7 separate regions of the Homo sapiens genome follow, and regions 2, 3, 4, 5, 6 and 7 are each linked to region 1. A link is a loop called in an ENCODE intact Hi-C map of the cell type or tissue named here. Cell type or tissue: heart left ventricle. All regions are shown on one strand. Region 1 has its middle 44 kb from the start of LINC01734. Region 2 has its middle 260 kb from the start of LINC01370. Region 3 has its middle 130 kb from the start of LINC01370. Region 4 has its middle 210 kb from the start of LINC01734. Region 5 has its middle 82 kb from the start of TOP1. Region 6 has its middle 330 kb from the start of LINC01370. Region 7 has its middle 110 kb from the start of LINC01734.

Evidence for each region. Peaks named below come from ENCODE experiments on the same cell type or tissue, not always from the same donor. Only the 100,000 strongest peaks of a DNase experiment are listed, where the experiment ranks them.
Region 2: a loop joins it to region 1, with 3.0 times the contacts of the local background. A loop is called at or near these places in 9 of 110 quality-filtered maps.
Region 3: it touches region 1 in a loop (24-fold over the local background); 56 of 110 quality-filtered maps call a loop at or near these places.
Region 4: it touches region 1 in a loop (2.6-fold over the local background); 24 of 110 quality-filtered maps call a loop at or near these places.
Region 5: a loop joins it to region 1, with 5 times the contacts of the local background. A loop is called at or near these places in 7 of 110 quality-filtered maps.
Region 6: it touches region 1 in a loop (2.3-fold over the local background); 3 of 110 quality-filtered maps call a loop at or near these places.
Region 7: it touches region 1 in a loop (4-fold over the local background); 20 of 110 quality-filtered maps call a loop at or near these places.

The regions. Positions count from the first base shown.
Region 1 is chr20:39,266,757-39,270,756 of GRCh38, forward strand. No RefSeq gene overlaps it. Among named protein-coding and RNA genes, the nearest start is that of LINC01734, 44 kb to the left of the region's middle. RefSeq lists an enhancer at 2,624-3,124. In heart left ventricle, CTCF peaks have their summits at 2,380 (motif pointing right) and 2,580; DNase peaks (open chromatin) are centred at 1,875 and 2,355; H3K27ac peaks cover 1,152 bases.
Region 2 is chr20:40,264,667-40,268,666 of GRCh38, forward strand. No RefSeq gene overlaps it. Among named protein-coding and RNA genes, the nearest start is that of LINC01370, 260 kb to the left of the region's middle. In heart left ventricle, a CTCF peak has its summit at 1,641 (motif pointing right); no DNase peak of the experiment used is centred here.
Region 3 is chr20:39,872,651-39,876,650 of GRCh38, forward strand. No RefSeq gene overlaps it. Among named protein-coding and RNA genes, the nearest start is that of LINC01370, 130 kb to the right of the region's middle. In heart left ventricle, a CTCF peak has its summit at 1,617 (motif pointing left); a DNase peak (open chromatin) is centred at 1,571; H3K27me3 peaks cover 471 bases.
Region 4 is chr20:39,427,765-39,431,764 of GRCh38, forward strand. No RefSeq gene overlaps it. Among named protein-coding and RNA genes, the nearest start is that of LINC01734, 210 kb to the left of the region's middle. In heart left ventricle, a CTCF peak has its summit at 2,175 (motif pointing left); no DNase peak of the experiment used is centred here.
Region 5 is chr20:40,944,614-40,948,613 of GRCh38, forward strand. No RefSeq gene overlaps it. Among named protein-coding and RNA genes, the nearest start is that of TOP1, 82 kb to the right of the region's middle. In heart left ventricle, CTCF peaks have their summits at 1,538 (motif pointing left) and 1,742; a DNase peak (open chromatin) is centred at 1,536; H3K27me3 peaks cover 985 bases.
Region 6 is chr20:39,672,902-39,676,901 of GRCh38, forward strand. No RefSeq gene overlaps it. Among named protein-coding and RNA genes, the nearest start is that of LINC01370, 330 kb to the right of the region's middle. In heart left ventricle, no CTCF peak of the experiment used is centred here; no DNase peak of the experiment used is centred here.
Region 7 is chr20:39,110,475-39,114,474 of GRCh38, forward strand. No RefSeq gene overlaps it. Among named protein-coding and RNA genes, the nearest start is that of LINC01734, 110 kb to the right of the region's middle. RefSeq lists an enhancer at 1,736-2,237. In heart left ventricle, a CTCF peak has its summit at 1,753 (motif pointing right); a DNase peak (open chromatin) is centred at 1,801; H3K27me3 peaks cover 999 bases.

The sequences.
Region 1 (4,000 bases):
GCATAGTGATAAGGTAGACTGAAAACAAGCAGCTTCTGAGTAGTAATTGTGTACCAGGATTTCTCATCTACATTGCCACATGGACTTACTCTATAGCATTTTGAGGTCAGAATAATTATCCTTATATTACAGATAAGAAAACTGAGGCTCAACGAAATGAAAGCATTTGCTCACGGCTGCACAAACATGGGTTTGAACCCAGGAGAATCTCTTGCATTATTTAATCTCTTCTCCTTAGCTCACCACCCTCTACCCTGCTGGGTCCCCCAAACACAGGGTCTGCTGGAGCAGATATGAGACAAGGACAGAGCTGGTGATAGTCTTTGGTGCCTCTGAACTTGCATGAGGTGTTTCTGCATGGTTGAAGAGCAATGATGAGATGCTCCATTCACCCAAGGGTCAGAGGTGGTCTTTCCTGGGGAAAACATGACTCAGCTTTTCTGACCTTGTGGTTCGCTTTTGACATGACTCCAGAGAAGGTGCTGGTAAAGCCATCGTTTCTCTGAGGATTTGAGTAGATACCACACCTCAGCTCCAAAAATTAGGTTCGCAACAATTTACAATAAGATATATACCCTAGGTGAACAAGCAAAGGACCAGGACTCCTTTATCGTGTTAGAAATGTCATAGTTCCTAAAATGTCTAAGCTGTATGGTTGGTCACCTGCCATTCATTGGCCAAGCATTGTGCTTAGATGAACCTGGGCATAGGAAAAGTTGAAGGAGACATCCAGGCCACTTTTGGTTTACATTACTGGAAACATTTTAAAGACAAAAAATCATGCAGATGTTTTTATAGCTATTATTTTATTTTAGCCTTAAAACACTCATGAGGAAAGTAATGTTAATAACAATAATGGTGACAACAGCTGACTTTTATCGAATAGTTACTATCAACCAGGTCCCACAATACTCTCAATGTGCTAAGTGCTTCACGTGCAATAGTCTATTCAATTCTCACAACAACCCAATGAAGTTTGAGTCCTACAGTGGGTTATTACTGCTCCATTTTCCTGTTGAAAAATAAAGAATCAGTGAGGTAAAGTGACAGGGGCAGCATCTGCGGTAGAATCCAGGTCTCCTGACTCTTCAGACTGATCTCATGTCCTAGTACCATCCAGGGTCAGAGACTGCAAGGGCAGGTGGAATAAGGTTAGGGTGCTGGGAACAATATGCTGGTGTGTACTCCAGCCTCTGTGGCCCTAAAACTGTCACAAGTGATGGTTTCCAACCAAGTCAATTGGGTGTCTGACTTTCATCCTGGGACCAGGAAAGTGGGGCTTCACGACTGCCTTGATGGTACTGGTTTGTTTTACAGTGTTTGCCAGTTTCTGTGGTGTAAATACTTACACTATGTCTGATTTCAAGCTAGCAACTGTTTAGCAATTGGGAGAGAAGGATAGAGGGAGAAGGGAAGAGAGAGAGGCATTTGCTTACATCATGTCTGATTTCAAGCTAGCAACCGTTTAGTGATTGGGAGAGAAGGATAGAGGGAGAAGGGAAAGGAGAGAGGCATATGTAACAACTGCATATTTAACAGTTGGCTTTCTGGCTCCTCCAGCCGACTGCTTGGGCCCAACACCCTAGCAATTAACCTTTTGCTACTCCTGGGCTCCAAGGAGGCCAGGCCGTGGGAACAGAGCACCAGAAGGATATTTCAAGGCAGTTTCTCCATTGCCTCAGCCTGGATGAGGCTGATAGTGTTTTACTTCTTCCTTTGCCTCCCTCAGGGAGAAAACAAAGAGTGGATCCCAGAAAGGCCAGGGCCTCTAATCTCTCAGTACAAGTCTTTGAAAGGAGAGGAAGGGAGCTGGGTCTACCGCAGAGAGCTGGCAAGGCTGGGTCTCTGGAGGCTGGGGCCAGGGGCTCCGCGTGTGGAGTATGGAGCAGAGCCGGTGGGCTGGGAGGAAACGACTGGCGGAAGGCCTCCTGGACCCTCTATCCTGTCTTCATAACTCCCACACAGATTAATGAGCCTCAGGATGCCCTTGGTTTTGGCCAGCCATGCTTGGGGCCTCCCCAAAATAGACAGGACGCCCAGTGCCTCTTGCTATTGTCCCAGCTATTGTCTTTATGAGCCTCCTGGGTTCAGGGATCACATCCTAACTCTTCCTGTTCGTGCTTAATCACCATCCGGATGGATGGACACTTGCAGACAGACTGGGGGCAATGCAGACTCAGGGAAGCCAGTACTGTGTGCGTGTGGAGAGATCTGGCCCCACCGTGTCCATGGCTGAAAAGGGAGAAATGGGGCCATGGTGGAGCTTTTGCAAAGACTCAGCGCTCCTTTCTTGGCTGAGGCTGGCTGAGGGGGCCACCAGGCTCAGAGCTGGTGCCCTGGGGTAGGGCAGTGTATGGGGCAGAGTCAGCCACTAGGGGGCAGGCCCCGACAGCAGGTGGGCCAGGCAAAACCCTGTCAATGCTCAAAAGGATGGTGGGAGGACTGACAGCCACAAAAACTGACCCGCTTGGGGTCTTGGGGCCCCCTCCAGGGTCTGGTCAGCTCCAGAGAGAACCAACACCCAGGGGAGTCTGGGAAGCAAGGACAGCAGTGATGGGAAGCTATCCGTAGATTCCCTGTATCATCCTAGTCTGGGGTGATGGAACTGTGATGAGCCGCATCTGCGTCTGGATGGGGATGGGCACGTGGCTTCCCCCTGCTGTGGAAGATGCAAGGAGCAGGAAGAACAGTGACAGAGAAGGACAGGCCTGGGGATAGGGTCAGGAGCTGGCAGCTGCAGCCCCAGCACAAAAGCCAGATGCAGGAACCCTGGCTTGGGGTATACAAGCCCCTGAAGGGGCCTTTTTGGTTTGTATCCTCCTGGGCCTGCCTGGCCAGGCCAGCTTCCTGTTAGCCTAGCAAAGCTGAGATTTGTCAGCTACTCCAAAGCAGTCCCTGCCCTTCCTGCTCTTGACTCTGCAGTATTTTGCCTTGGTTGATTCTGGCAGCTTGTGAGCCCTCTGAGCCTGCTGCCTGCCCCGGATGAAGCTGTCTGAGGTTCAGCTGAGCTGTCTGAAAGCCAGAGAAGCTTAGGATTTACCCTGAGGGAAAAAGACTGGGATGCACCCACTACTGGGAGGCCTGATAGACCCAGTGACCTATGGCAAACCATTTATTCTATTCAGCCATTCTCCCATCCATCCATCCCCTCCATCCATCTAGCCCCTCATCCATCCATCCTTCCATCAACTCACCCACCCAGCCACCCACCTACCCAGCTACTCATTTATCTACCCTGCCATGTATCCCTCCATCCTTTTCCATCCATCTGCCCATCCTTCCCCATTCATCCATTTATCAATCCATCTATTTTCCATCCATCCATTAATCTATTCTATCAGTATATGTCATTGAAACTTCCTCTGTGCCAGGCTCTCTTTTGGGTCCTGAGAATGCAGCAGTTCACATGACAGAAAAAGTTTCTGGATCATAAGAGCTAAATTTGAATGGCAATGTCCCAGTGACAAGCCAAATCACTCACTATGACATAAGGATGGAAATTGATGGCTCAGCTCTTAATCCATCGAGGCAGCAAACTCCCTACACCTCTTGCCCTGATACATACAGATATATTTACAATATGTATGAAGGCACCCCAAAATATGCATACCTGTGTATGCTCACATTGCATCCCCTTGGATAGCAACATGTCTTCAGGATAATTTGTGTACACATACCACCATACCCGAATGTATAACTATCTAAATACGTGCATGTGCATGGACATAAATTCACATATGCACACATGTACGTATAGGCACACAAGGCACTTACACATATTTGCACATATACATACATGTGCACATATACATACTTGTATATGTGCACCAGGAACACACAGGTGCACACACACACACACACACCTGTGCACAGCTACTCAGGCACATTGGCATATGCACTTTAACTTCATACAAATATATACACTTGGGTACAGTTTGGATCTGTATGCATATAAGATACATGTGCTCACATATGCACCTATCCATGCACACAGGTTGCA
Region 2 (4,000 bases), 1.0 Mb after region 1:
CCACACCCTGCCCTTCCCCCTAAAAGGTTAAGAACCTCTTTACTTGACTATGAGTTATCTGAGGGCAGAGGCATTGATTAATCTTCTTCAACCTGTATCCACAGTGAGATTTTTTTTTCTGTATTACCAGCCATCAGCCTGTGTAACTGAAAAAAGCTAGGAATTTGGGGTCAGACACACTGTCATCCTCCGTGTAACTGAGTAAATTTTTAAACTCTCTGAGCCCTCATTTTTTTCATCAGTAGAGTAACTATAATAATGCCCACTACACTGTAACATTATATATGTCTGCCAGAGTGCTTGGCTCATTAAAGAATTTCTGCAAAGTCCAGCTATCCTATCTCCCTACCTCTCTGATAAATCCAGAGCAAGCTGAGATGGGAAGAAAGGTTGAGCTCACAGTTATCCGGATGTTTCAGACTCACAACCAATATGAAATTGAGGCTGGCCACGGGATGGCAACTCCACTCAGCATAGCCACGGAGTAGCAGTGAGAGCACTGTGTCCCTTGATGTTCAGCCCATAACTCTTCAAAAGGCCCCTTCTTGGTAGCCCTGATCAGTTCTGGTGTGCAGTCTGTCAAGTTCTGGATTGCCATTTTAGCACGGCACCCATGTTTTGAGAGCAGGAGCTTGGTCTGATTCCACCACTGCACAAGGCTAGGCACACTGCAGGTGTTGGATAAATGCCAGCTGAATTTACAGATTTTAATAATGAAGTCTACGGCTCAATTTAACTAGAAATTATAAGTAAAATAGCATGTTAAACCCTATATAGTTCTTTCGGGCCCCCAGAGGAAAGGACAGGTAGCTTTCAACAGACTATCAAATGGAGAGAAATGTTAATCTATTCCTTAATAATCTCCTTATGTCTTTATATGCAAAAAACTCCCCAATAGGTGTGTGTTTCAGGGGAATCATCAGACCCTCCTGCTCAACGCCTATTGACTTACAGGTGCTAAATACCCAGTAAGTTGCTCTCTGTTCTACTTAACAACCACCTAATTCATCCACTGTTCCAGACTTGGAAAGAGATGATTCTTGTCCTGAGGTTTTCTCCAACAGAAAGGGAAGAAAGTACATCAGTTAATAATTCTTAGTATTTGATTTAGAGTTTCAAGTCTATAACCATCAAGATAGCAATTCTAAGAGGCAAAAAGGCAAAAAAAAGTAGTCTGTATTGAAAGCAATTATAATGGCCACAATAATATCAATAACATCTACCGTGGATGAACGCATTTGAAATGCAGAGTAAAGGACTAATCATGAATCATCTCATTGTATTTTCTCAAGAAGGAAGTAAAATAAGCATGACTTTATTTCCACTTCTCAAATGTGGAAACTTGATGGAGAGAGGTCAAGTGACTTGGCCAAGGACACAGTTACAAAGTCAAAAGTCCAGCCTAGATCTACCTGATTCTACAGCCTCTGCTGAGAACTGAAACCAAAGTCAGGCACCTTGTCATACATCAATATCATTAATGGTGCCAGGAGTAGACTCCATTATTCTGAATTCCTAAATCCAAATTTTACACATTGAGAGGATCTGTAGATTTGCTTCTACAGCTGTATAGATTATCCAATTCTGATTTTTAAGTCAAATCACACAATGGCTGGGCAGGCTTCCCCAAACCCTGGCAAAGTTTTCATTGCCCACAAGATGGCGTTGAGGGGTGAATGAAAAACCTCCAGGCATGGATGTCCTATGTGCACCATTCCATCAGAACATAAATGCACTGGCATTTTCCAGCAAGATCTGTTAACAGTTTTGGACCAAGGAAGGAGAAGGGGCCTCGTTAGATCTATCACTATCCAGTCATGTACCACGTCCTGCATTAACGCTTTGCATCTGTGACTCCAAAACAAAGTCTCAGAAACTCCCTGGTAGGTGTGGCAAGTACGTGACAATATGCTAAACTAAACTCAATTGGTTTAACCTCCAGTTCCTTAGGAGTCCTGGGCATACCTTCCTTACTTGAAATTACACGTAACCTTGGTTGGCACACAGTAGGTGCCCAATCCGCTGAAGAATTGATGAATGATGTTTCATTCAATACCTTGAATGCTGGCCTTCTCTGGATAAGGATTGGCTAAATTTTACATCCAGAGGTTAATGAAGCTGTCATTGAGAGTTGAGGTTCTGAGGAAGAAAGACTAAGGTCTGCTGGAAAGACACCTGGACCGTGAGAAGCCCAGGTGTGCAACTCTAGTTCTGAGCCTTAGAACCTTTGAACAAATCACTGAGTCTCAAGGTCCTCATCTTTAAAATATTCATGTTTGCCCTGCATAGTTTCTATTGAAATAATCAAATATGCTAAGGAATGAAAATTGCTGTACAGAAAAATGTCACTATTCCAAATGTAAAATTCTATACTCAGGAAGGGAGCAGTTATTGCCTTTTAGTAGGTGACACTAAAGTTGGTCATGCATTAAGAATCTGGAGTCAGAGCTGAATCTCAGCGACACCATTTACTAGTAGTGTGACCTTAGGTAAATAATGTAACTCTATGACCCACAGTTTCTACCTCTATAAAATGGGGGTAAGAATAGTATAAGCTTCTTGGAGATTAGGACAGAGGTAAAAATAAAGTATTTATCAAAATGCCTAGCACATAGTTACCATCAAAATGGTACTAATCATAATATTAATATTATGTGTACAACTTTTAATTTATGTATATCATGAGTTATGATATTTTAAACATAGCTCTTACTGACTCCCATGAGCCAATTGCATGCATGTCTTTTCAACTTTGTGTTCAGCAGCAATCACATTGGCAGCTTGAAAATGGCTGTAGTAGGAGTTATTTACACTACTACTATAGTTGTGTAGTATAATTGATAAATGCTACAAATCAGAATTGTTGTTTATTGTTGTTTTCATTTTCTTCCAGAGAATCAATTTATCAGTATCAACCAGGCGTGGTGGCTCCTGCCTGTAATCCCAGCGCTTTGGGAGGCCGGGGCAGGTGGATCACTTGAGGTCAGGAGTTTGAGACCAGCCTGGCCAACATGGCAAAACCCCGTCTCTACTAAAAATACAAAAATTAGCCGAGCGTAGTGGCGCATGCCTGTAATCCCAGCTACTTGGGAGGCTGAGGCAAAAGAATCACTGGAACCCAGGAGGCAGAGGTTGCAGCGAGCTGAGGTGGCACCACTGCACTCCAGCCTGGGCGACAGAGAGAGACTCCATCTAAAAAAAAAAAAAAAAAAAATTACCAGTATCCTTTTGGTTATGCATATTGAATGTGTCTTAGTTTAGGTCTCCTAGAAGCATTTCCTAAGCTGAGATTCATATGTAATTGAGCTATTGAAGGAGTGCCCCCAAATAAAACTTGCAAGTGTGTGAGGGAAGCCTTATAGGGCAGAGGAAGAAACCGGGCAAAGGTGAGGGTGCAGCTGAAGTCTAGTCTCAGCCTCATTCCACAGGCAGCTCTGGAGCCTGCGTGGAACCACAGAGTTCCCACCTTGAGGCAAGGGTGCCAAACTTTTCTGCCCTTGTGTTAGTTGGCCATTGGCTACTGACAGACTTCTGGAGAGAATGCAGCTTCCCAGGCCATTCTGGGTGGCACAGCTCCTGATAGCAAGTAATTCTCTGAAGGGTCCAGCTGTGAGTCAAGAACATCTAGCACTGATGAGACATGGATGCACCAGCCCAGCAAAGGGCAGCTGAGCAGGGCACCAACAGCACCTACTACAGTATGGAAACAGATTGTCATACTAGACATTTGAACTAGAATAGATTTGGGAAGTCACCTCTCCTATGTGTGTAATCCAATACAGAAGAGTTGCTTATTCAATCAGCAAATATTTATTTAGTGTAAACTACATTCCTAGTAATGGGATTGGTACTGGAGATGCAGGGCTGAATGCAATCAGATGTGGAGTCCCGGCACTGGAGGAGTTTACATTCCAGCTATGGAGACAGACATTAACCAAATGCTCCCACAAATAAACACACATTTACAACTGTGATGGTTACTGTGAAAGGGACAGGAAAC
Region 3 (4,000 bases), 610 kb after region 1:
CTGGTCGTGCACTCCTGGCCTCAAGCGATCCACATAGGCCTCCCAAGTGGGATTACAGGAGTGAGCCACCATGTCCAGTCTGTGAACTGATATAACAAACAAATAAGTGCAAAGAAAATATCCTATATTTCAGTGTGTTTTGAAAATACATACTCCACTGTTTTCTTGGCTATTCTTAATGCATAATATGCAACTGGTAGTCTGTAAGAAAGCATTCAGGAGAGAACACTATTAAATTGTGTTGAATGTAATGTAACCAAAAATCATGTATTTTTCTTTTTAATAACATGCATAAATTAATACTGTATGCAATAGCATTCTGTTATATATCAGTTATGAGAATGTCAGTGTAGGAGAGATAATAGGTAGACACAAAGCTATAATGCACATGGATCATGATCCATCATCAAAAGATGTGTAAAGGTGACTGCCAAGAAGCATTCCTCTTCCAAATGTGTCTGCTTCATGGATTCTTCATGAAGGAAAAATTATTACAGCAGAAGAGGGTTAGGGGTTACTCAGAGATTGAAGTGAGGAAGTTCCTGGACACAAAAGTAAGAAAGTGCTGAGGAAGTTTTGGAGAACAGCAAAAATCCAACTTTACACCTTCAGCAGTGGGCAGGATTTGGGGGAAGCACTGGCTAGAGATTGTGGGACCAGCTTATCTTCCTTTTCTTTTCCAAGGGCCGGAAGTATGCAGGGTTTATTTTTACATTTACAACACCTAGTGCAGGGTCTGGCACTAAGTAGGACTCAATAAATGTGCACTGAGTTGAGACCAGATCTAAGTGGATGTGAAAAGCCATGACAAGGAATCTGGATGCTATTTGGCAGGCAATGGAGAGCCCTTGAAGCTTGCTGCTCAGGGGAGTGACATATTCAGAAAAGTACTTAGAGAGATCGGTTTGGCACCAGGTAGAAGATGGAACCAAGGAGAAAGAAACTGGAGGCAAGAATAAATCCAGAATCCATGCACTATTTTAAACAAGAAGCAACTGAACTCATGGATGGACAGAGGAGTGGAGATGCAGACAAAAGAGCAGCTGCAGAGGTAGAAAACTAACAGAACCTTCAGTAATAATATTTCTTAAGTTAAAAGAGGAAAATTAACAGGGTTTCATCAATGATTTCTTATTGTGCAAAGAAAAAGAGATGAATCTTGAGACTCTGAGCTCTGGTTCTCTTAAAAGTGAGAGAATGGTAGTGTCAAGGACAGTCAAAACGAGTGGGGAAAGTAGACTGTTCGAACTGTGTAGAAAGATGAGCCCAGATTTGAACTTTGAGTCAAGCTTGAGGAGCTGACAGGAAATAGGGCAGATAATCAGAAAGAACTTGGAAATGTGCAACAGAAACATGGAGGATAAATTAAAAATGAAAATGTATATCTGGGATCCACCTGCATGGAGCTGAGATCCGATGTTCCGTGAGTAGATAGGAGGGTGATTTAGAGACTTGAGGGAAAGGAAAGTGAAAGTCAGGAGCATCATTTCCCACCATTGTCCACAGCTGCAGCCTGACACAGCTTGTTCCATGCCCACCCCCTGGAGGCAGATGGCTACGTGCAATCACACCGCTGTCCAGTGCCTGAGTCAACCCTTTAGCTCTGGTCTAGCTCCCCCTAGGGGTGGAGTTTGAGCATGGTCTTGCTGTTTTGTCTAGGGGCAGCCCTAAACACTCACCTGCCCACTCAATTGAATTTTTTCCCTGCCCCTGTAGTTGTCTTCAGAATGCAGTCTCCTAAATAAGACTACTTGGATTTGAACTTCAGCACTAGAAGAATGGAAGAGTTTTTTTTTTTTTTAACTTCTCTCTTCCTTTTCATAAATAAAAATAATATGTATGTGATAGTGTTTGCTTATGAAGAGTAAATGTAAAGCATTTGGAAAATTCTTGACATATAGTAGAAGCTTAATATATTTTTCCCATTATTATCTGTTTTATCACACCAGTTATTTGTGCTTAGTACTGATGCCTGGGCTTATGACTCAGTTTTCGTGAAATTATTAGAAACCTGCCCTGAAGCTCTGTTCCCGTTGCAAAACAAACAAAACTCAGTTTAACTTGGGTCACCTCCAGAGTCAGGCTCTTGTCCACCCTAACCCCTGTTTCGAGACTGTACTGACTCTTGTCATCATAGGAGAACAGAAACTTCCGCACCCCTCCCATCACTCACTCATTTATTAATTTATTGAATCACCCATTCAACTAAGATTTATTAAGCATTCACTTTGTGATGGGCACTCTGTCTACAACTACCAGGTAACACTATCTGGAAACTGAGGTAGCCATGCCTTTGCTATTCTGGACACTGTAATACTGTAACCCTCCACTGCAGCCACCATGACAGCAGGAAGGATTGACACTCTATCCTCACATGAATTTCCAGTGTGCTTTGAGGTTGAGCCACCAAACTCCTCCAGCAAACTGCCTTCTTTTATTTATTTATTTATTTATTTATTTATTTATTTATTTATTATTATTATACTTTAAGTTTTAGGGTACATGTGCACAATGTGCAGGTTAGTTACATATGTATACATGTGCCATGCTGGTGCGCTGCACCCACTAACTCGTCATCTAGCATTAGGTATATCTCCAATGCTATCCCTCTCCCCTCCCCCCACCCCACAACAGTCCCCAGAGTGTGATGTTCCCCTTCCTGTGTCCATGTGTTCTCATTGTTCAAAATGATGAGTTCATGTCCTTTGTAGGGACATGGATGAAATTGGAAATCATCATTCTCAGTAAACTATCGCAAGAACAAAAAAAACCAAACACCGCATATTCTCACTCATAGGTGGGAATTGAACAAACTGCCTTCTTATATCTCCCCAGACTCATGAGCAAATGGTAGCACAGGGTAAAAGCCCAGGAAGTTCATGCTGATGCCTTGGGAGGATACACAAGAGGGTCAGTACTGCTTTTACCCCATGATGATGCAGGCAAGAAGACATCCATCCTCCCATATCTGTTTACATCAGCCCTGATGCCTCATAAAACTTCCCCCCATACAGTCATTAACGAGGTGGTAACAAGGATATCAGGGGCCCAGGGGAGACACTCTGTTTGATGTTCTGGATGAAGGAAATGCAGACTTGCTCTTTGTGAAAGTATGAGGGCTAACTTGGAGGCCTGCCTGACAGTCCCTGTAAGCTCAGACATGAAGTCAGGGGAATACAATTGTGTGAAAGAAGCAGAACAGTGAAGTGTTGAGATGGCAAAATTTGGAAGCCCAAGGGCAGGGAGCAGAACAGGAAAAACAGGCATAAGAGTTTTCCATGTGGGTAACATAAAATGATTAGTGACATCCACATCAACAGAAGGCTCCCTGTTCTTTGCTTGTGGTGTGTTTTTGTGTAGACATCCACACTTCCGATCCACAGTGAAGCCTACAAAGGGGCTGAGCACTCTTCCTGCAGTGAACTTATACATGTGCAATTGTACGTGTCTTTATTTTTCTCTTTGTTATTTGTGCTGCATTTAACCCTATGGCTGGAACATTATAAATGTTGAAAACTTTGTTGAATGAATAAAGAAATAAATGGCTCAAAGATGGGACCATTTAGCAGGAAGAAGGACCTGCCAACCTTCTTTTTCTCTTTTTTGTCTATGGAACCAGACAAGGGCAAAGGATAGGGAAGTGGCACTGGGGAATTCCACTCTAGAATGTCCTTGAGACTCCCAGTCATTGGTAGGGCTGATGCTTACCGGACCTTCTGGTGCCAAAGATCAATGTCACCATAACCAGGGTAATGTGGGGAAGGCAGACCTCAGTCCTCAGCCCAGAAATGGCAAGTTCTTCTCACCCCACATCCTCTCACACTCAGGGCTGGCAGCTTTTGAATGGGGAAGGACCCTTTGTTCTACCCAAAGATGATCATCTAAATCAGACCAACAGTCCAGCTGGGACATCCACATATACCTTAGTATTCTCTAGTATTTATTAGAAATTGGGCAACTCTTTACCTTCTAGGAACAATCTGCAGTTGTGTGGAAGGAT
Region 4 (4,000 bases), 160 kb after region 1:
GGCAACTTGCTTTACTCAGAATACTGATTCTCATCCAGAAATATCCTCACAGACATTCCCAGAAATAATGTTTAACCAAATTATCTGGGCACCCTGTGGCCCAGTCAAGTTAATGCATAAAATTAACTATCTTTCTCTGTCTAGTGGAGAGAGAGAGAGAAAAAAAAAAGAGAGGGAGAGAATGACTTTCCTATTTCTATTCCCATATGGGTCGTGGTAGATTGCATTATTCCAAAGATGGCCGCTTGCGCGCGCGCTCTCTCTCTCTCTCTCTCTCTCTCTCTCTCTCTCTCTCTCTCTCTCCCCCCCCTCCCCCTCCCCCTCCCTTTCTCCCTCCCCCTCCACGCACTCCCCATCTCCCTCTCTGTCCCTTACAATCTAATCAGCAGTCTTCCTACTTAGAGGTGGGGTTTGTGTTGCTTTTTCCCTAATTTGGACAAGGGTTGATTAAAGCTCCAACAAGCAGATAATGGAGAAAAATGATATCCTGTGGCTTCCACGGCTGGGTCATCAAAAGGATACAGCTCCTTTTCTCTGCCTACACACTTGTCCTTGGAAACCAGCCACAGTGCTGCCGGGAAGCTTAAATGAGCCTGTTTGGAGGGACGACAGGAGAGGGGCTGAGATCTCCCCAGTCGACAGCGAGCATCAACTGCCCCTGTGTGAGTGAGCGTTTGAATGGTCCCAGCCTCCAGCCTTCAAGCCTGAGACCCCAGGGATGGTGCAGCAGAATCAAGCCATCCTTGCTGTCCCACTTGGACTCTGACCTACAGAATCTGAGAGCACAATGAATGGCTGTTTTATGCCACTGAATTTTGAGGTGATTTATTACACAACCCTAATAACAGGAGCACTACTTCCAATCTTTTTCCCACCCTGTAGCCCAGACGTTCTTTCTAAAATGTTACTGTGGCCCTTTCATGGCTCAGATCAAGGCTGTTCTGTGGATCCCTATTGGCCACAAGGTAAAGGTTTGTGAAAGGAAGCTCTCTGCCTATTTTCTCAGTCTTGGAACTTTGACTATATCTGGCCGCAACCACAAAACACCAATTCAGACCTATGGAGCTGCTTTGGGTTCCCTGAAGCCATTAGTTTCCCAAACCTGTGTCTGAGCAATAAAACACTTAGTCATGAAGCAGTTTTCACAGGTTTACAGCGAGAAAGGCTGAAAAAGTAGAATTTAATTTTTATGGTAAGATTTTCTTTTAGGTAAATCTATTAAGTTATTAGAATGGTTTCCATCCCCAACCTTCTTTTTTACTTCCTAAAATTCACGTTTTTTTCTAATTTTTTTGGTGCTAAAAATGTCCTCTCCTTAATGAAATAATGGGACTACCTTGTTTCCTGTCTCTGCTCCTGCTGTTTTTCTGTTAAAGTCCTTACTAGGCAAAATAAAAAGTTGGTCACTAAATGCTATTCCCTCAATTAAAAAAAAAAATCCTGTACTTGAAATAAAAGTCTGGGAACCACTGACCCACATAGTGTAGTCTAAACCACTTAGCATGGCATTAAATCCTTGATGCCATATTAGTTAAATTCTGTTCTAATTGTATGATAATTGGGTCCACCAACAATGTGATTCCACACTATGCCCCTCAGGTAAGTGATGAATGTCTGAGAAAATTGGGTGCTTGGTGGAGCATTATTTCTTTGAGAAATATGTCTGAAGGCACAAACCATTGACTTAGGTTAAGTTTTAAAACACTGCCTCCTCTGAAGTTAGGCGTTGCTAGCTCATAAATAATTAATACAAACCATATAGCCACTCAGACATACATGTGTGCATACCTACATCACACATGTCATCACTCCCACACTCATATTAACTTCATACACCCACACTGATGTTAAAATGCCTGCACACCCAGACAAACATGGCAGCTGGAGAGATACAGAGTTCTGCAAGTGATCCAGCGAGGTGACTAAGCTAAGCTGTGCTTCCCAGTTCCCATCCATTCCCATGGAGATCCATCAATCTCCACGTATCTGCTTTCAGGAGCTCTTTTCCCCAAAGTCCTTGAAATAAATTTGTAGCCTGATATTTGAGAATGGCCAGTCTGAGTTCTACTTACATAACTCACCCATGCCCTTGACATTCCCCCTTGGATTTGTCCATGCACAGCTGATCCATCCCCTGGACCAGGACAAGGCTACAGCTCAGAGGCCCTCTGGTGGAGAAAATACTTGTATTTTTTTTTTTTCCTGGACTTGCAGCTATCTGGTCTTGCTTCAGTTAATCAGTTTCCTGCCACCTAGCTGGGATAATAGTTCATCTTGGGTTTGTTGACCTCTGTCTCTTCCAGTTGCCTGGTGTTTGGTGATTCAAAGGGTGATAAATAAACAGGATTCATAATCATAGCATGCATGATTAGGAACACTTTCTGACCATTTCAATCCAATTTGCATTTAGGTCTGGTTAACCTGAGGGGCAGGCATGTTAATCTTTACACAATACGGATTGATTACTGACTTCTCAAATTTTTCCTCCTTCAGATGACAAGCCCCAGCAGCCTGAAATTTGTCAATTTAAGATAGCACCCAAGGAGCACAACAAACCTACTTTAGGAAAAAAAATTAACTTGGAATAAATACATTACTTCCGTGCAGAGCAAGAACATAAAGTTATACCCCAGGGACAGGCACCACCTATAACCTACTGCACCCCTGCAATATCTTGGTGCCTCATTAGATTTATTAATGAGGCTGGCACATCACTCTACCCAGCCCTATTGTTTAATAGGATCGGTGGACATTGACCAGCACAGATGATAAATTTGAGAGAGGCTCTATCAGCATAAGGTTTGGGACTGGGGAAGCAGATGGAAATGTTTTCCCTTGACCTCATAATCCTTTATGTGTCTTCCTTGTGATGACATTGTATTATTTAAAGTGCACAGGATCTATAGCACCTCCTTGGAAATGTCTAGGAATCTGGGGATGAGTCTGTGACCTCCATGGAAAATGTTAGGAATTCTATCCAGATGTGCAGGTTTCTTTGCTCTGGCCCATGCTTAACCATGGAACTGCAAAAACAGGAAAGCCTTAGAGGTGTTTGTGATATCATAAGGTACTTGCATTTTTCAAGAGCATAACTTGGACTTTACATGCCTCTAACCCTAACTGGCATCTCTTATGGTGCTTAGCAGGTGCCTACAGAATGTTTATTAAATAGATGGACTTTGGACTGTTCAGGGGCTTGATGAGTTCCTTGCTATCAGTTGAGCAAAAGTAGTAGAGGATGTTTTATTCCAAGAAGGGGAACCTGGGTGGTCTCTGTGTGTGTGTGTTTCTTTTCTATTTGCTTTTCCCTATCATATTGAACTCATTACCTTCATCGGGGCTGTTAGGACAGATTCCTGACTATTCCCCCTCTCCATTGGAGGTCACTTCTCATCTTGCTTCCTTGATTTCCACAAGAGGAAGTTAACATTATCCTGAGTGTGACTGTCCTGTGGCATTTGGAGCCATTCTTAAAGTACAACACTGGATTATTTCATCACAAGCATTTGCCAATGATTATAATCGAGGGATCATGACCCCTCAGTCTCTTTTACAATGCCTCTGGAGAGAGATAACATTCAAGGAGGATTGCTTGCTTCAAGGACCTGTAATCTACCTCTTCTTCCAAGTATTCCAAATTAAAAAAAAAAAAAAAAGGGAAATAGAGAGCTGAGTACTTGGACATTGTGCTGGTTCCCTTTAGATCTGCTTCCATGGAATGGTCCTTTGATAGAATATATTGAGGTTCTGATAAGAAACAGATCTATTAAGTTATAGTTAAGTCCATTTTAATGATACTATTAAGTGGTGTTTATTATAGCATACCTTGTATTCTTTATAAAGACTTCTGGGAGATATTTTTATCTGGTTTCAGTGCCATAAAAGGTTGGCTAATTAGCAAAGAGTAGGACCTTTACCTTTATGAGCTTCATAAACTTTCGTAAGCGTTTAGTTTGTGTGTGTGTGTATGTGGGCATGTGCATGTGCTTATTTCAAAAAA
Region 5 (4,000 bases), 1.7 Mb after region 1:
TTTAGGTTAGACAGACATGTTTCATTTTCTTCTTTCATCAGAAACAAATAGAATTTTTAGGACCCATGAAAATCTATTCTTGTGGGAGGGGCCCATGAAGGCAGAAGCGTCTAGGGCCCACAAAAGTCACAATGCAGCCCTGCTCAAAAGACAAAAACAAAAAACTGTGCCTGGGCCGGCCGCGGTGGCTCATGCCTGTAATCCCAGCACTTTGGGAGGCCGAGGCAGGCGGATCACTTGAGGTCAGGAGTTCGAGAACAGCCTGGGCAATATGGTGAAACCCCGTCTCTACTAAAAATACAAAAATTAGCCGGGCATGGTGGTGGGCACCTGTCCCAGCTACTCGGGAGGTTGAGGCACGAGAATCGCTTGAACCCAGGAGGCGGAGGTTGCAGTGAGCCGAGATCATGTCACTGCATTCCAACCTGGGCAATAGGGCAAGACTCAGTCTCAAAAAAAATAAAAAATAAAAATAAAAAAATCCTGTACCTGCCTTTTTTTCATCCCCACTGCTGCACCCGTCCTAACTCAACCCATGTCCACCTCTCACCTAGACAATGACCAGAGCCTCCCAGCAAGTCTCCCAGCCTGTCTCTGAAATCCTTGTATCTGTCCTCCACAGAGCAGCCAGCATGATCTGTCGAAATCACAAATCTGACCTTGCCTCCTCCCTCCTGAAAACCTGCTGTGCCTCTGGATTGCCCTCAAGACAAAAGTCCAAACTCCCCTGCAAGGCACACAAGTCCCCAGGGGGCACTCAGCTGCACTCTCCTGCACGCGCCCAGCCTTCCTGCTTTCACACCTCCACACCTTTGCACTTACAGTGCCCTCTACCCAGAACACCCTTTCCCCCGCAAACTCCTAACCATCCTTCAAAGCCCAGCTCCTCTCAGAGAAATTCCACTCATTTGTCATATTGTGATTTTGAGTGAATATCACCTCGAGGTCAAGGACTATGTTTTCTTCCTTTTCATCCCCCCAACCACCTCCCCAGTGCCTAGCTTACAGCGACTGTCTGGCAGTGTTTATTGTTCCCCTGAGGTCATGGTCAGCATCGGGGTGCTCCTCTAACCCACTGCTCCCTGCCCCGGCACCGCTGCAGTCCTGTGATTTCCAAATGCCAAGGGAAGTTCTGTGGTCCTATTCATCTTTTCCTTGTCTGGCAGGCTGGGAGTGCAGCCCCTCTGGGGCGCACAGACAGCAGAGTAGCCCTGAATGGGTCAACCTTTCACCAACAACACCCACCTCAAATAAAAGCCATCAGCTTGCCAGGATTGGAGAGGAAGCTTCAAGTCCCCAAGAAAAACCCAAGGGCCATGTTCAGAGACTTGGCCAGAACTGAGCCCTGTTCAGCCTTTGTCTGTGTGTGACAGTGTGCCTCTCTGTGCCTCAGTTTCTCCATCTCATAACAGTGAATTGGTCTAAAGCCTCGAAAGAAAGGGTTCTTCCAACTCCGGCTGCACAGCCTCTTCCAGGGCCTCCCATCAGCCCAGACCCAGTTACCAACGCAGAGGGAAGAGTGCCACCTACTGACTCCCAGCCTCCCTCCAAGACACTGAGCCACCAAAGGAGTCAGCGGAATGTGCAAAGCTCAAAGTGAGCAGTTGTCTGCATTCTCCCTTTGCAGAGCCGCAGCAACCTCCCCTTTCATGGGGCCAAGGGGCACCCCTCCAGCCTGGACAGAGAGCTTTAGCTGCACTGCTCACCCCTGTTGTCCTCTGCTCCAAGCCCTGGAAAGCCAGGCGCCTCCACGCCATCCTGCATCTGTGCCAGGCCCAACAGCACGGTAGCCCCCGGCTGCCAGCCCCCCTCACACTGGGCCGGCGGCTAGAGGTGGAGAACAATGATCCCTATTGTGACTAAATTTCCCCCTGAAGATCTCATTCAAGATGTTAGAGTGAGCGATCATAAAAGGAATTAATAGTTGATTCGCTGTATAATTTCCTAGTTCAATATACTTTAGTGCAGCAACTAAATGAGGCGTCCCGGCCGTTCAGTGGGGCCAGATAGCGACTTTATCACTGGGATCTCAGGCTGAGGAATAAAAGCAATTCTTCTGAAGTAATTGCGTCTAATTAAAAGAAACATTTAAAAAGTGTAACCAAAAGGAATTCATTTCAAATGGAAAATTAATGCTGAAAAATAGCCCTGAGCTCTCTTGTCGCAGCTAATAGCCAGGCAGCCGCAGAATAATTAAACTGTTTTGAAATGTCGATACCATCCTCATCGGGAGAAGATGGGCACGGCTGAGCACATCCCGGGCATCAGCAAAGAGGATGGCTTCCAAAGACATGGCCAGCAGTTGGACTTGAGGTCAGCCACAGGCTTCCAGGTGGGGTGAGGCCCAAGTCACCACAGACAAGGCAGGAAAAGGTTTGTAATACGGTATTTAATGAAGGAAACCCCACTTCCTGGATATCTGAGCACCCCACTGACTCTTCAGAACAACCCTGCAAGTCAAGTATCATTAGTAGTATTATCATCATCATCATCATTGCCATCATCAGTTCAAAAAGGAGACTCCTTGTGACTAGCTACCTTGTCTAAAATCACAGCCAATATGTATTAACAGCAATCAGGATTTGAACTCAGGTCTGCCTGGCTCTGAAGTCCACATCAATTCCACTACACTGGATGTTAGGATTCAGCATCAGGAAAAAGGCTGTGTGTTTTCTAACACTGTCATTCTCAGTTCTGCCTGCATTAGACTCACCTGACACCCCCCTGAGGAGCTTTAAAAAACAGTCCCAAGCCAGGCGCGGCGGCTCACGCCTGTAATCCCAACACTTTGGGAGGCCAAGGCGAGCAGATCACAAGGTCAAGAGATCGAGTCCATCCTGGCCAACATGGTGAAATCCCGTCTCTACTAAAAATACAAAAATTAGTGGGTGTGGTGGCACATGCCTGTAATCCCAGCTACCCGGGAGGCTGAGGCAGGAGAATTGCTTGAACCCAGGAGGTGGAGGTTGCAGTGAGCCTTGATCACACCACTGTACTCCATCCAGCCTGGTGACAGAGCAAGACTCTGTCAAAAAAAAAAAAAAAAAAAACCAGTCCCAGACTCTGCCCTCAAAGACTCTGCCTTTATTGATCTGGGAACAGCATGGGGATGAGCATTTTTTTTTCGAGATAGGGTCTCGCTCTGTTGCCCAGGCTGAAGTGCAGTGGTATGATCACAGCTCTCTGTAGCCTTGACCTCCTGGGCTCAAGCGATCCTCCCACCTCAGCCTCCCAAGTAGCTTGGACTACAGACACACACCACCATGCCTGGATAATTTTTTTCTTTTTAAAGATGGTGTCTCACCATGCTGCCCAGTCTGTGGACATCAGTTTTTTGTTTTTTTTTTTTTATGTTTCCCAGGTGACTTAACTGTGCAGCTCGGGTCTAGAACCATTAGTCTAAATCCCAGTCATCAGGCACCCTTCACCCCATGAACATTCCCTGAAATTTTCCTGCTCACTTCCCCCGGGGAGTTTTGCCTCGTGAAAAATCGAAGGGTGAACACTTCCCTTACAAGTTTGCAGCCAGGTTGAAATGAACTAAAAGAGACTAATTGAGAACCAGCACTTAGTACATGCTAAATAAATGTTAGTTTTGAAATGGGGGGCAGCAAGAAGTAAGAACCCAAGATGAAATCGTCCTAAAGGAGTCCTGAAGCAGACCCCAAGGGAAGGTTCTTGGACCTTGAGCAAGAAAGAATTTGAGGCAAGTCCATAGGGTAAATTTAAAGCAAGTTTATTAGGAAAGTAAAGAAATAAAGAATGGTTACTCCATAGGCAGAGCAGTGGAATGGAATGCTTGACTAAGTATACTTATAGTAACTTTTTGGCTATATGTTTAACAAGGGGTGGATTATTCATGAGTTTTCCGGGAAAGGAGCAGGCAATTCCTGGAACTGAAGGTTCCTCCCCTTTTTAGACCATATAGGGTAACTTTCTGAGGTCCCATGGCATTTGTAAACTGTCATGGTGCTGGGGAGGCATGTCTTTTAGCATGCTA
Region 6 (4,000 bases), 410 kb after region 1:
GATTATCTAGCCTCAAATGTCCATAGTACTGGGACTGAGAAACCCTGGGTAAGACCAGCAGAAGGTATTAGGTTGGTGCGAAAGAAACTGCAGTTTTCGCAATTACTTTCAATGGCAAAAACCACGATAACTTTTGCACGAACCTACCAACCTAATAATTTCTCATCAGGCCACTCTTCCTGAATGCAGAGAGCTACTGACATCCTCCGCGCCCTCTGCTTCCAATTTCTAGCTCTGACAAATGTGGATAAATATATCTGGATTTTGAACTCAGAATATCTTGCCTTGAAATTCAGTCACTTTATATTTCTAAGCCTCAGTTTTCTCATCTGTAAAATGGGGATTACAACAGTCATCTTTGGGTTGTTGTATAGAATTTAGTCTTTATGCAGTAAGCACTCAATACATGCTAACTGTTATTACTGTCCCAGGATTGAAGCATCCTTGTTTAGGAAAACTTCACTTCCCAAAGGGACATAAAACTTCTTCCAGGTCATGAACTTCTGAATCCTAGGCTCCTTTTGCCATTGCTGATCCTGCCACTTTTCCTCAGGCCTCATTTTCTTCCAAATGCAATTGTTGCAATAGGGCTAGATGGCCAACTTCCCCCATTTTAATCAGAATCTCTGCCAGAATGAACTATTGAAAGTGACAGTCTAAACGGGTTATTCTCATGCCAAGTCTTGCCACAGCGCCCACTGCCTACAAAATAAAATTTGTTTCTTATCATGCCCTCAAGGTCTAACTCTTACCCTAAACTCTTAATATTTGCTGGGCTCCACCTTCAACTATTCTCACCATATGCTGTTTCTCTAATATATTGGTCCATGTCTTCCTTCTAAGCTTCTGTTTTTGACATTGCCTCTCTCTCTTGAGTGCCCACCCCTTCTTAAGTTGTCCTATCAAATATTTATTTCCCAAGATTCAGGCGAAGACACAGCTAGGAAACTATCACTAAAGCCCAAGGGGGGTCTAGGCTTCATTTACTTGCATACCCACGGCACAGAGGGCATGCTTTAGTTCACCAAATTCCTTGCAGTGTTGGACTTTTGGGAAATTGTCTGTTTCACTCATTGTTTGTTTCAGAAACATACTCTCCTGGAAATAAAACATTGGTATCAGACTTTTCTATCCCTCTAATTTTGTCAGGAGTCCGTTACAGCTACAAAACTTCCTAAATCTCCAGCTTTATTTTCCTGGGGTTAAGAAATAAAACCCCACTCTGTTCCTTCTTAGCTCTATGACCCTGAGTGAGCTATTTAACCTCTCTTAGCTTGTTTTCTTTTTTTAAATCTGTAAAATTGGACTAATAGTCTCATTGGTATCTTTGTGCATATTAAATGAGAAATTTACATAAAGTACTCAGCACAATGCCTGGCACTAGTGCTCACTGACAACTATTTTTCAAATGGTAGTCCCTTCAGCCTTGAAGGGAGAAAACAGAGAGTTTGAAGAGGTGAGCAGTAGACCAGGCATGTCCATGGGGTACAATTATTCACTTGGAAGATAAAGGAAATCAGGAGGTGGAGATGAGACTCTTTAAAAAAAAAAAAAAAACAATTTTGCTATGGTTGAGTCATGCCAGGCTGGACTGCCATTGCCTGGGCTGGTTCTAGAGCATGTACACGTGTGTGTGCTCATGTATGCCTGTGTGCAGGCATGTGCGTGCATGAATGAGAGATGAGGGGCTCAGTATTGAGCAACACAGTTTAGGTTTAGAAACAGGATTCAGCCATGGGCTTCTGCTCTGACCATTGGGAAAAGATCTGAACCCTTCAAAGCCAGGATAAGGGTCTCTAAAGTAAGAAGGTGAACAATAAAACCCTGGAAGACCCAAAAGCAGTTGAGAAGCATTACAGCCCTTTTGTTGCAAGCCCCAGGAAACAGGGGAAAAATAAACCTGGTCTGACTTCACCACTCCTGAACCATAAAATGTTTACCTCGGGGGAGGGTAGGGACCCAAAGGAAGGAAGGTTTTCTGTTGTCAAGCTCTCTTCTAAGGATGTATCCTGACCCTTGTCCTCAGGTCTCCTGGGCCTGAACACCCCAGGGCCTGGAGAATGCTAATGCAGTGAAGGGCTTAGCCATTCAGCTTCTGGGCTGAGGTCAGCTTCTGCTCAGCACTGAGTCCTGGGGAGCCTTCCTTCCTCTTTCTGTTCTCGAGGTCTCCATCACTGTAGGGAGGCCATGACTCTGTCATTCTGTGGATCTGATTCTGGGTGATTCCATGTTGCCCCACAGGGTCTGGGTCAGAACCTACACCATGCTAGCCTTGTCAAGGCAGGGCCTCTCTTCCCTGGGGCTGTGTCTCTGGCTTCCTGCACTTCCTGTTCTCTAAGAGAGCCACACAAAGCCCAATGTTACCACCAGCTCCTGCCTCATCACTCTGCTTGTCTCCTGTGAACTTGTTCCTGGTTTGTTTCAGAAATGCGTCGATTTAATGTACTGCTTAAACTTACAGATATTGGGGTCAGATGTGCAGAGTTCCTAGTGGGATGTCCTTGGCAGAAAATTTAGCTTTTCAAAAGTTTAGTATCTTCAGCTATCAGGAGGGAATGATGACAGCCTTTCCCTTATAAAGCGGATGTTGTAATTAGAGGTGAGAATGCAGGTGAAGTACTGAACTCGGTACGTGGCCCGCTGCAACTACTTGGAATGAATTGTTAAATGACAGTGTCTGGGTTTAGCCCTTTTCAGAATTGCTGTCACTTTACACTTGAATGCCAGTTCACCTCTCGGGGTGTGGACTAAGCTGGAAGTGGTTCTGGGCAGCAGGAAGCCTGTTATAGCTCTATACGGCATGATTCTCTCGGCTTTAAGGAGATGGGACTTCCCTAACCCCTCCATGTCCATGTGGTCATTCTGCCAGCTTCCAGAGAACATTTATCTGAGTCCCTTGAAGTCCCAGGGAGCAGGTCATGCAGCAGGACGAGAAGACTGTGGCTGAGGACCTGGGACAGGCCCTGTTTCTGGCACCATGTCTGTGTTCCACATCTGAATGAGGCTGCTGGGGATGCTAGAACAGCAATCTGGAAAGCAGGGAGGGTTGGGGGCATCATACACAATGGAACTGGGATGGAAAGCAGGCCTGGGCCACACACAGGCTTAGAGAGTAGAATGGCCTGTGAGTCTCAGAGATTCAAGTAACAGGTGGGCCAGTTGGGTCAGTTTGGATCCTTGAAGAAACAGACATGAAGAAGAGACTAGATACCTAAGAGATTTACTATGGTTTGGGGGTAGGGTAGGGAACATTTCTACAATATAAGAGGGGAGAAAGTGAAATTTGGTGGGGAAAGGCTTCAGACCATGATGCAGGTAACACACCCTAAGGAAGGACAGAGGAAGAGAAGGATTGGGCAGGAGAAAGTTCACACTGTGGCACAGTTCTGACAAAGTTCTGGCCGGCCCATGGCAAAGTTGCTTATGAGAGGGATCCTGAGTAGGGCAGGAATAGCCCTATTCTGATACTCTCTGATGTGCTCGGTCTTGGCTGGGATCAGTCAGGGGAACTTTGGCCTGACAATAATTGAAGCGCGGATTCAAAGGTGTGGCAGCTGGGGCTGTCAACCACTCATGCTTTCCTCAGCGGGTTCCTCTGGGGGAGATCGGAGCAGAGCAGCTCCATGGCTGCCATAACAGCTGAAATGATTTCTTTTTAGAAGCTTCAATCATGAAATTGTCTGTGATAAGGCTGATGGTCTCACTTTCCAACTGACACACACACACACACATTTACTCACTATGCATACATGAGTATACAGACAAGCATAAACAATACACATGCAGATGCAGATACATATAGTGTGTCATGACATAAATACTGAACAAGATTCGAGTCTAAAGTCTGGTATGAACAAGATGCATAGCCTTGAAAAAATCCCTTTTATTGAATTTATTTTTCTTACCAACTATATAATTAGAGGCAGCACTCAGACCTCATTTGACTCTATCATTTTATGAGTTTATGGATTACAGTACTCTTACAACCAGTATCAGTACA
Region 7 (4,000 bases), 160 kb before region 1:
TCCTTCCTGTTTTCCTCATTTGCATCCCTGCTTCCCCTGTGCTCTCCCTCCTGTCCTCCCTCCTCTTTTCTTGTCTCTTTCCTTTCTCTTCCCCTTCTTCCTCTCTCCTCTTCCTTCCTCCCTGCTCGCACCATGCCACTCAATGCTCCAAGCTGGACACAGCTGCAGGGAAATAGCCTCAGCCCTGGCCCCCAGGAGCTTCCACCTAGTGGGAGCCAGGCAGGTGGACAGGTGATGATCCTGTCACGTGATCCACATGCTAATGAAGATCTGGGCTGGTCTCCTGGGAGCTTTGCTGGGTCTGGAGGGGTAGAGAAAGCCCTCACAGAGCAGGAGACCTCTGGCCTGGGTCTGATAGTTTCTCTGGCTGAGTCAAAAGAAAGGGGCATTGTAGGCAGAGGGAAGAGCTTGCACAAAGTAGGGGGACATGGTCAATGAATTCTTATGCAAATTTGGAATTGGACAAGCCTAGGCTTGAGCCACTGTCAGTATAACCTCTGCCCAATCATTTCAGCCTCTCTCAGCTTCTCATCTGTAAAATGGGGTATGTTAGTACTCATGATGCCCTGGGATGTTTGGGGAACAGAATTAGCTCTTGCATCTGAAAATATCTAGCACTATGTGTCTTATCACATTTTACCCTCATGTCAACCTGGGGGGCCGGGTACAATTATATCTTAATTTTACAGTTCTGGAAATGGTGGCTCAGAGAAGTTGAGCAGCCTGTCCAAGTTCACACAGCCAGGTAGATTGAAGACACAAATGTAGGCAGCCTGATTCCCAAGCCCGAGTGTTTAATAACAATCTCTCCAAAGTCAGCACATACACTTGGAATAAAACTAACACATCAGGTGCCTGCTCTGTAAAATGAGGTTGCACAAACCTGGCAGGATGACAGGGATAACTCTCCAGAGCTGGAGGGGCCATGGGGGATGCACTTTTGATTTTTATGGCTTCTCAGGGTCCCACCAATTGTACTGTCTTAGCCTGTGTCTGGTTGGTGCAGGAAAAAGGAGGATGGGCAGTGGAGCAGGAGGAAGAAGGGGGAGGAAGAGCGAGGGAGGAGGGTGCATTGGAGGGAGCAGGAAGAGGAGGAGAGGGAGGAGGGAGAGGGGAGGAAGGAGGGGGGAGGAGGAGGATAGAGAGGAGAGGAGGAGGGAAAGGGGAGGAGGAAGGGGAGGAGGAAGGGGGAGGGGAGGGAGAGGAGGGGGAGGAAGAGTGGGAGGATAGAAAACGGGAGGAGGGGAAAGGGAGGAGGAAAAGGGGAGGAGGAGGAGGGGCAGGGGGAGGAAGAGGGGAAGGGAAGGAAGGGAAGGAGGGAGGGGAAGGGAAGGAGGAGGAGGAACTCTCTGACCCTACTCCCGAATCTGATTCTGTCCCTCTTTTCCAGTTCCCTGCACTGAGGTGTTGGAAATCCAGCTTTCCAGTGGAGGCTGCCTGGGTTTCCATCCTTGTAGCTGTGCTTTTTCTGTTCCTCTGGGACTTTTCTTCCCTTGACCCCCTTTCTTTCAGGAGCTCTTGGTCTTGTCTGAACAGCTTTTGTCTAAGAAGCCTCACAGACTGCCCTGGGCACCCTTTCCTTCTCCTTGCTCTGGCCTCTACTGTCAGTCTCTCCTCTCTGTTCTCCCTCTCTTCCCATCCTTCCAAGAAGGTGAACCGTGGGACTTCTGAGGTCTAAAGAAGGGTCCTGGATAGGGACTTTAGGAGCCCAGACCGGATGGTCACTGGAGAGGGACCCTTTTGTCATTATGTAGACTGGCCACACGATGGCTCCCTGGGACCGTCAAGCACCTGCCCAGTCTCTTCAGTGGGCCTCTGGTCGCCCTGGTGATTATTCTTTCCCTTAAATGTTCCACACGCACCTCTTCCTTATCTCTGTAGCTGGGCAGCCAACTTCTGGGTTTCCTGCTCACCCTGGGTAGAGAGATCCCAGTCACTGGGGCTTGCGTTAGAGAGGAGTGGAGTGGGGAGAAGAGCAGGAGGGGAGCAGAAAGAGAAGTGAGGGGCTTGCCAGGGGGCTAGTGGCTGAGCAGCTGTAGGAAGGGACTTCGTGGAGTTACTGATGGGCTCAGCCACCAGGAGCTGGGCTCTGGGGAATCTTTAGGAGTGAGAAACAGAGCCTGGATGTCCATTCCAGGGCCCCAAACACAAGGCTCACTTCCTGGAAGCATGAGGACTGGAGGTGACACAGAAAAGGCTGGCGTGAACTTCCAGACACCTGAGGAGCAAGAGCTCAGAGTTCCAGCTGGAGGTGGCCCGGACTGCAGACTTGGCCATGGCCAGTGGTGGCCCTTCCCGGACATGGCTTGGAGCTGATGGAGCTGCTGTTTGGGACAGCAGGATGTGGCTTGACTCGGGCACTGAAAAACAAGGCTGGCTTTTATGAAAAACAAACAAAAACTCAGGTGACCAGAGTTTCACGCATGCTCAGAAAGCAGTGGCAAGTTAGGATTATAATAATAATGTTATAACAATAATAATGTTATAACAATAATAATGACAGTAGCAAATAACCATCTTTTTGAGGATTTATGGAACATGTCAGACACTGCTTTTTTTTACATGGGTTGTTTTGTTTACATGGATTACCCCATAGGGGAGGTAATAGAAGGGGATTTATAATGACAGTCAAACCTGAAAAGGAGACACTTTGTTTTAGCACAACAAGACCCAGGGTACCTGCAGGCTGGAGTGTGGCTTTCTCATGGGCTCCAGGTGATTGCAGGGATGGAGAGAGAAACTCGTCCATTTCACTTGCAGGGTACACAGGGACTTGCCATCACAACCTTTTTCATTTCCAACCATTTTCTTCCTGTTGGAAGGAATATTCCTCAGCTGAAGTTGGATCTGATTTAATAAGGCAATAACCAGAGAAATGCATTTCAATTGATTATTAAGCATTTGTTTATTAGGACTCAGTAGCTCTGACCCAAATAGCTGCTAAGCAGTCATTAAACATCAAAGAAGATGTTTCTGTTTATATATTTTGTTTATTTACCGTCATGAACAAACATTATTGCATCAATTAAATGTCGATTAGGGGGTCTATGGTTTGAATTAGATTATACACATAGTGTCAAATCATTTTCGTGTCTCTTTCTGAGATATAATCTATTTTTGTTTTAGTATCTAAAAGGATTCCATCTAAGTGTTAGAAGCTGTGGCCGGCAGGGGTTACGGGGTGGCTTCTGAGCACTTCTAAAGCTGATGTTTCCTTTTTTGGAGTTTGCAGCCTGGATCCCTGTGACAGCCTGGAACTCCTGATCCATTCCTCATTGATCATTCATGAAGGGGCCATTTCTCTGCGATTCTTTGCTTTTTTGGGCATTAATTTTCTAGAAAACAAAACAACACAACAATAACTCTAACCTCCATCATAAAACCCTTAGATATTTATCTCCAAGGCAGCTAAACTGAGTTGTGGAAATGAAATTAAGTTCTCCATTAATGCTGCTTCAATTAAGCAGCATTGAAATCAGGAATGGTGTGCTTGAAAGAATATATGATTTTCCTAGTCACAGTCTAGAAGCATTGAAATAACATATCTTAATATATTTTTATTCAAAAAAATTGGATAATTTTCTAATTATATGAGACAACTATGTGTATTTATAAAATCACATATAAACCTGAGCTTAATTTTTTTTAAATTGATAAAATTATATATATTTATCATGTACAACATGATATGTATACATTGTGGAATGGTGAAGTTGAGTTAGCATCCTGGCTTTTTAAGTCAGAGGAGAGGGGACCCGCAGGAGGACCCTGGCTGAATTGGGCCCCATCAGACCCAGAATGGAACCCCCCCGGTCCCCAGAATTTGTCCTCCTGTTGTACTCAGTGCGTTGGTGGAAGCAGAACTCCCCATGGGAACAGGCAGACCTAGATTTTCTGGGGTGGGAGGGGAAGGTAAAGGTGCAACAAATTGAGATTTCTCCCTGCCCTAACTCCCAACCCAGCCCAGAAAAGAACTTTGAGTGAGGCCAGCAGTGGGGAG